Regions from separate parts of the Homo sapiens genome. Here region 1 is linked to region 2. Evidence: read pairs that join two places in POLR2A ChIA-PET (ENCODE). Cell type or tissue: K562. All regions are shown on one strand.

Region 1 (2,500 bases), 140 kb before region 2:
AGCCCAGCGATCCACCAGCCAGCCTTCCTGGGAGCAGTCCCAGCCACACGGTGAGCATAGCTGCCCTGTCCCCAGCAGGAACCCCAGCTCAGGCCCTGCCCAGGCAGGAGCCAGGCATGGGCAGTCAGAGGGCACACAGAAGCACAGGGAGGGAGTGCCCGGAGAGGGGACACCAGTGCCTCCCCTGCCAACAGCCCAGAGCAGCACAGATTGGTCACGGCTGCCCTGCCAGGGCTGGGACCCAGCCTCACCCGTGCTTTTCCTGTCCCTTCCTGGCTGTGGGGCCTGAAGCCCTGACTCGCGCTGGGGCCGCCTGTCCCGTGATGAGCATCCCCACTTTCTACCAGATTCTTGAAGGGGTGCATGAACCCCTAAAAGGGGTGAAGGGCCACTCCAGGGCCTGCTCTGTCAGGCTGTCTCCTTTCTAGACACCCAGAGGCCACTCCCGGGTGGATTTATCCACCAGGATGCAACGGTCCCTGGTCCACATCGCAGTCAGCAAAGTGCTTCCTATGGGGAGGAGGGAATGGGCTGGGCCGCTGCAGAAAGTCACCTCGTGGAAGCCCCCACTCTGCCTGCGCCCTGATGGAAAGGTTTTCCTGGCAGCATGAGGGAGGTCACTCCATCCCTGGGGGACGAAAGCTTAGAAGAACTGGATTTGGGTAGAAAGTGGGGTTGCATGTATTATTTTTTTAAAAGCTTCCTGGCTGAGCTCGCTTCTTTGAAATGTGTTCGAGGGAGCCATTTCTGGAAAGGGCTCTGGGGACTCCTGTACTGTCTTCTCCAGGGCCGGTGCTCTCTAGTCTAGCCTCAGTTTGACTCTGCGGAGGACAAGCCAGCTCCAGCTCCCCCGCGGTCATTGTCAAAAAGGTTTTCTTTGCCAGACAAGGGAGCAAGTGTTACCAAGGCAGGTTCATTACAGGAGGCTGGGTTTCAGATCCCCCGAGTGCCATGTGGAGTACAGAGGAGGGAGTTAGGGCACGCCTTCCTGAGTCAAGCCCAGTTAGACCTGGGATTGAACTCTAGCTCTGGCACTGATAAGGCCATGAGATCTGGGGCAAGTCACCTCAGCTGTTTGAGACCGACACCACCCCTGTGAAATAGGAGGGTTGGGAGTACCTAGCAGATATGTATGCTTCTTGAAGAAGCCGTCTGGCCATTAGAATCATGAATCCAGAGCCTCCACTTTCTGGCTGTGTGGCCTGGGCACAATCTCAGTTTTTCTGACAGTTTTGTTGCCTGAAAAAGTGGGACTGGCCGGACCTACCAAGCAGGAGTACTATGAAGATGAAGTACAATCACATGTGTGAGCTCTTGGCTCAGAGCCTGGCAGACCTACGGTGCCCAGGCCCCAGTGGTGTCCACACACTCCTTCCCAGGTGGGTGTCCGAATTAGGCCAGGACCATCCAATCTGTTTCTGGCTTTCAGGAGCAACTCGTTCCCACGTGAAAGAGACATTAGCAGGATGTCCCAGCTAAACAGCATAGCTAGACCCATTTATTATCCAGTTGAACACTAAGGGAGATTGATGCTTTTAACTTTCCACCCCATGGCTCTGCAATGATATGGCCATTTTATAATAAGAGAAAAATGAGCATACATTTGCTGACTCTCCCGGGGCCGCCTGGGCACTGCTCTGCCAGCCAGCAGCGGTGGATTTACGGTGCTAAGCTGCCCAGGCACGCAGATCGTGGGGACTGCAGGAGAAGAACCGGCCTAACTGGCACAATCACCTCCTGATCCTGCTAATAAAACAGTGGCCTAGTCCCAGCACTGCTCGGAAGCCGGGCTCAGCTGAGCCCCCTGCTCACATCTACGCTGCCAGCCTGTCCCGGGGAAACATTTTGGTGAGTTGCGCTTGGCCACGTGTGCAGCCTGTCACTCTGCCTCTCTTTCCTCTGGGTCAGATGGTAAGGCCTTACCCCCTGATCTACTTCCTCTTCCTGCCGCTGGGCGCCTGCTTCCCTCTACTGGACAGAAGAGAGCCCACAGACGCCATGGGTGGCCTCGGAGCTGGAGAACGCTGGGCCGACCTGGCCATGGGGCCCCGACCCCACTCCGTGTGGGGTTCCTCTCGGTGGCTGAGAGCTTCACAGCCACAGGCCCTGCTTGTCATAGCCAGGGGGCTGCAGACATCGGGCAGAGAGCATGCTGGCTGCAGATTCCGCTTCGGGAGGCAGGACGAAGGCAGTGAGGCCACCGGCTTCCTCCCTGCTGCGGGGGAGAAGACCAGCGGCCCGTTAGGGAACCTGGCTGAGGAGCTCAATGGCTACAGCAGGAAGAAAGGCGGCTTCAGCTTCCGCTTCGGTCGGCGGTGAAGGGCCAGGACGCCTTGGAAGGATTTGCTTCTTGGACTCACCCCCATTGTCTTCACTCCTGCCTTCTCCCCCAGTCTCAAAGACCACGACACCCAGATGATGTAGGCTTGGTTACGATGAACGATCCATGGTAGGACAGGTTAGGTGTGTGCTTACTTTTGATTTCCAACTTTGCTGAAGC
Region 2 (2,500 bases):
GCAAAACACAATAGAGATAATATATGTCAAGCACCCAGTCCGATACCTGGGTCAGAGTAAGTGCTTGATATAAGTTAGCAAATCATCTAAGTACTATTAACAACATCTCTTCAAGGAAGGGATTATTATAAGCCCCATTTTATAGCTAAGAGAACTGAGGAGAAAAGAAGGGACAGCACCTGGGTGTGCCCTGGAGGGGCCATTGCTTCCTCACTTTCTCAAAATCTTCATCAACTTTCTCGTCTTTCAGGTAAAATTTTGGTTTTCTTTCTTTTTATTTGAGACACACATAAAAAAAATGCCTGGCCGGGCGCAGTGGCTCATGCCTGTAATCCCAGCACTTTGGGAGGCCGAGGCGGGTAAATCACAAGGTCAGGAGATCGAGACTAGCCTGGCTAACACAGTGAAACCCCATCTCTATAACAAAATACAAAAAAAATTAGCCGGGCGTGGTGGTGGGTGCCTGTAGTCCCAGCTACTCGGGAGGCTGAGGCAGAAGAATCACTTGAACCCAGGAGGCGGAGGTTGCAGTGAGCTGAGATCGCACCACTACACTCCAGCCTGGGTGACAGAGCAAGACTCTGTCTCAAAAAAAAAAAAAAAAAAAAGGCCTGGAGTACAGTGGTTCAACCTTAGTTCACTGCAACCTCTGCTTCCCAGGCCCAAGCGGTCCTCCCACCTCAGCCTCCCTAGTAGCTGGGACTACAAGCATGCGCTACCATGCCCCAGCTAATTTTTGTATTTTTTACAGGGACCAGGTTTCATCGTGTTGCTCAGGCTGGTCTTGAACTCCTAGGCTCAAACAATCCTCCCACCTTGGCCTCCCAAAGGGCTGGGATTACAGACATGAGCCACTGTGGCTGGCCAATTTCAGTTTTCAATAGGAAAACAGGACTTAATGCTTCCCCCATCTGGCTTTCTCCTCCAGGAGTCAGAGGAGCTCTTCCCGAGTGGGCTGATGCTGCTGATCTTAGAGCCTATCTTAAAGTACCTCATTCTCACCAAGTTCTGAGAATATGAACACAGCCGGCCTCAGGTTCTTCACTTATAAAGCAAACTTCTAAAAGGGTCCCAAACTGCCTTCTCACAGACGGCTGGAAGGGAATTCTGCAGAATGGAATGTTCTGGGTCCCCCTTTCCATCGGCTCCCTGCTCTGGAGCACAGCTGTGTAGTGAAGATGACAGGCAGTGCCCTAAGGGGACTCCAGCTCTGCCCAGGAGGAGGGCTTGAAGGATTCCAAATGCCCAAATTCCAAACCATGAGCTCAAGGCAAAAAGGAGCTTTGTTTCCATTTTCTTTTAAAACACCCTCAGACATACATTCTCCAAAACCTTCTTATAGCCAAGTTAAAGAGGATACAGATCAGGCATCCCTATTAGAACACAGTCAACCAAGGCTGATGCTGCAAAGGCCAGTGTCAGGCTGACGCTGTGTTACAAGTTTCTTTTAGATATCTGAAGATACTCAGCAAGGAGCAACAACAGAAACATCCCCTTCCCCTCAACTCACACTAGCCCTAACTTCTCTTTTTTGGCAAAATGCTATCGAGCTGCCTTAAACACAGTGAGCAGAATCCCAAAAGTGAAGAGAAAATGTCAGAGTAAAACAGAGCTCAGTGGCTTGGAATATAGCAACGCCGAAAAATAGCTGAAAAAGGCACCAATTTTGCTGTATTTAGACTCAAAATGTTGTAAAAGTTAAGAATTAAGTGACCCACTGAATTAGCCAATTTGAAATCTAAAGATTGCTGCAACAGTGTGTGGGAAATCTGAACAAATGAAATGGCAACCTTTCATTTGACAAAAAAAAAAAAAATTAAAACTTCCATACAAATGCAGGAAGCCCAAGAGGCAGAGCTCTCTCCAGGAAAACCGAATGAGAAAGCTCTCTGCTAACCACGTCTGTCAAATGTCAAGGAGAAAAGGGAAATGAGAAAACAAAGCCTCCCAAAGTCAACTGCCTTTCTAAATCAGTATAAATACCACAGCATTTGGATTTGTTGATCTTTTCATTTAAAAACCTGTTCTTCTCTATGAGAAAAGTGGTTGCCCCTTTTCTCACAGACATGCTTCCTTTGAAATAATACTAAGTGGCTTACATAAGGGGCCATCTACTATGCTATCAAGTCATTTTTTTTTAATAAATGAGAAGTGTAATCAACTTTTCTCTGTGTTTTGACAAAAATTCATCTATGATATTACAGAGTGCTGCTGCTGCACACGGAAGCCCTTGAAGGACAGGCCCTGAGCTGTGTCCTCGTCCTCCTCGGCCACCAACCTCGCAGCTAGAACTGCCATCTGCAGATGGAAAGTCACAGCCCTGATCTCTGGAGGCCAGGAAGAGCGGCAGACTGCCAGGATTCCACCAACCCCTACAAACCCAGGAAAAGGAGCTTCAGGGCTGGTGGCAACGTCATTTGCTCAAGAAAACAGAGTTCTGGTTTTTCCAAGATGGAAAACAGAGGGGAATTGGTCAAAAGGGTCTCCTAACTCATACATT

Evidence for each region. ChIA-PET counts read pairs that join two places held together with the same protein. Peaks named below come from ENCODE experiments on the same cell type or tissue, not always from the same donor. Only the 100,000 strongest peaks of a DNase experiment are listed, where the experiment ranks them.
Region 1: POLR2A ChIA-PET joins it to region 2 with 7 read pairs; 3 of 35 experiments call an interaction of 5 or more read pairs at or near these places.

The regions. Positions count from the first base shown.
Region 1 is chr9:130,893,247-130,895,746 of GRCh38, reverse strand. QRFP (pyroglutamylated RFamide peptide) reads left to right here. Exons shown (of 3, transcript NM_198180.3): 2 at 1-50; 3 at 1,909-2,500. The coding sequence starts at 1,909. The coding sequence ends at 2,319. Among named protein-coding and RNA genes, the nearest start is that of QRFP, 2.3 kb to the left of the region's middle. RefSeq lists enhancers at 1-126, 127-814, 1,603-2,117. In K562, no CTCF peak of the experiment used is centred here; DNase peaks (open chromatin) are centred at 56, 496, 1,016, 1,966 and 1 weaker place; H3K27me3 peaks cover 346 bases.
Region 2 is chr9:130,755,645-130,758,144 of GRCh38, reverse strand. It overlaps a transcript of ABL1 not described here. Among named protein-coding and RNA genes, the nearest start is that of EXOSC2, 63 kb to the right of the region's middle. In K562, no CTCF peak of the experiment used is centred here; no DNase peak of the experiment used is centred here.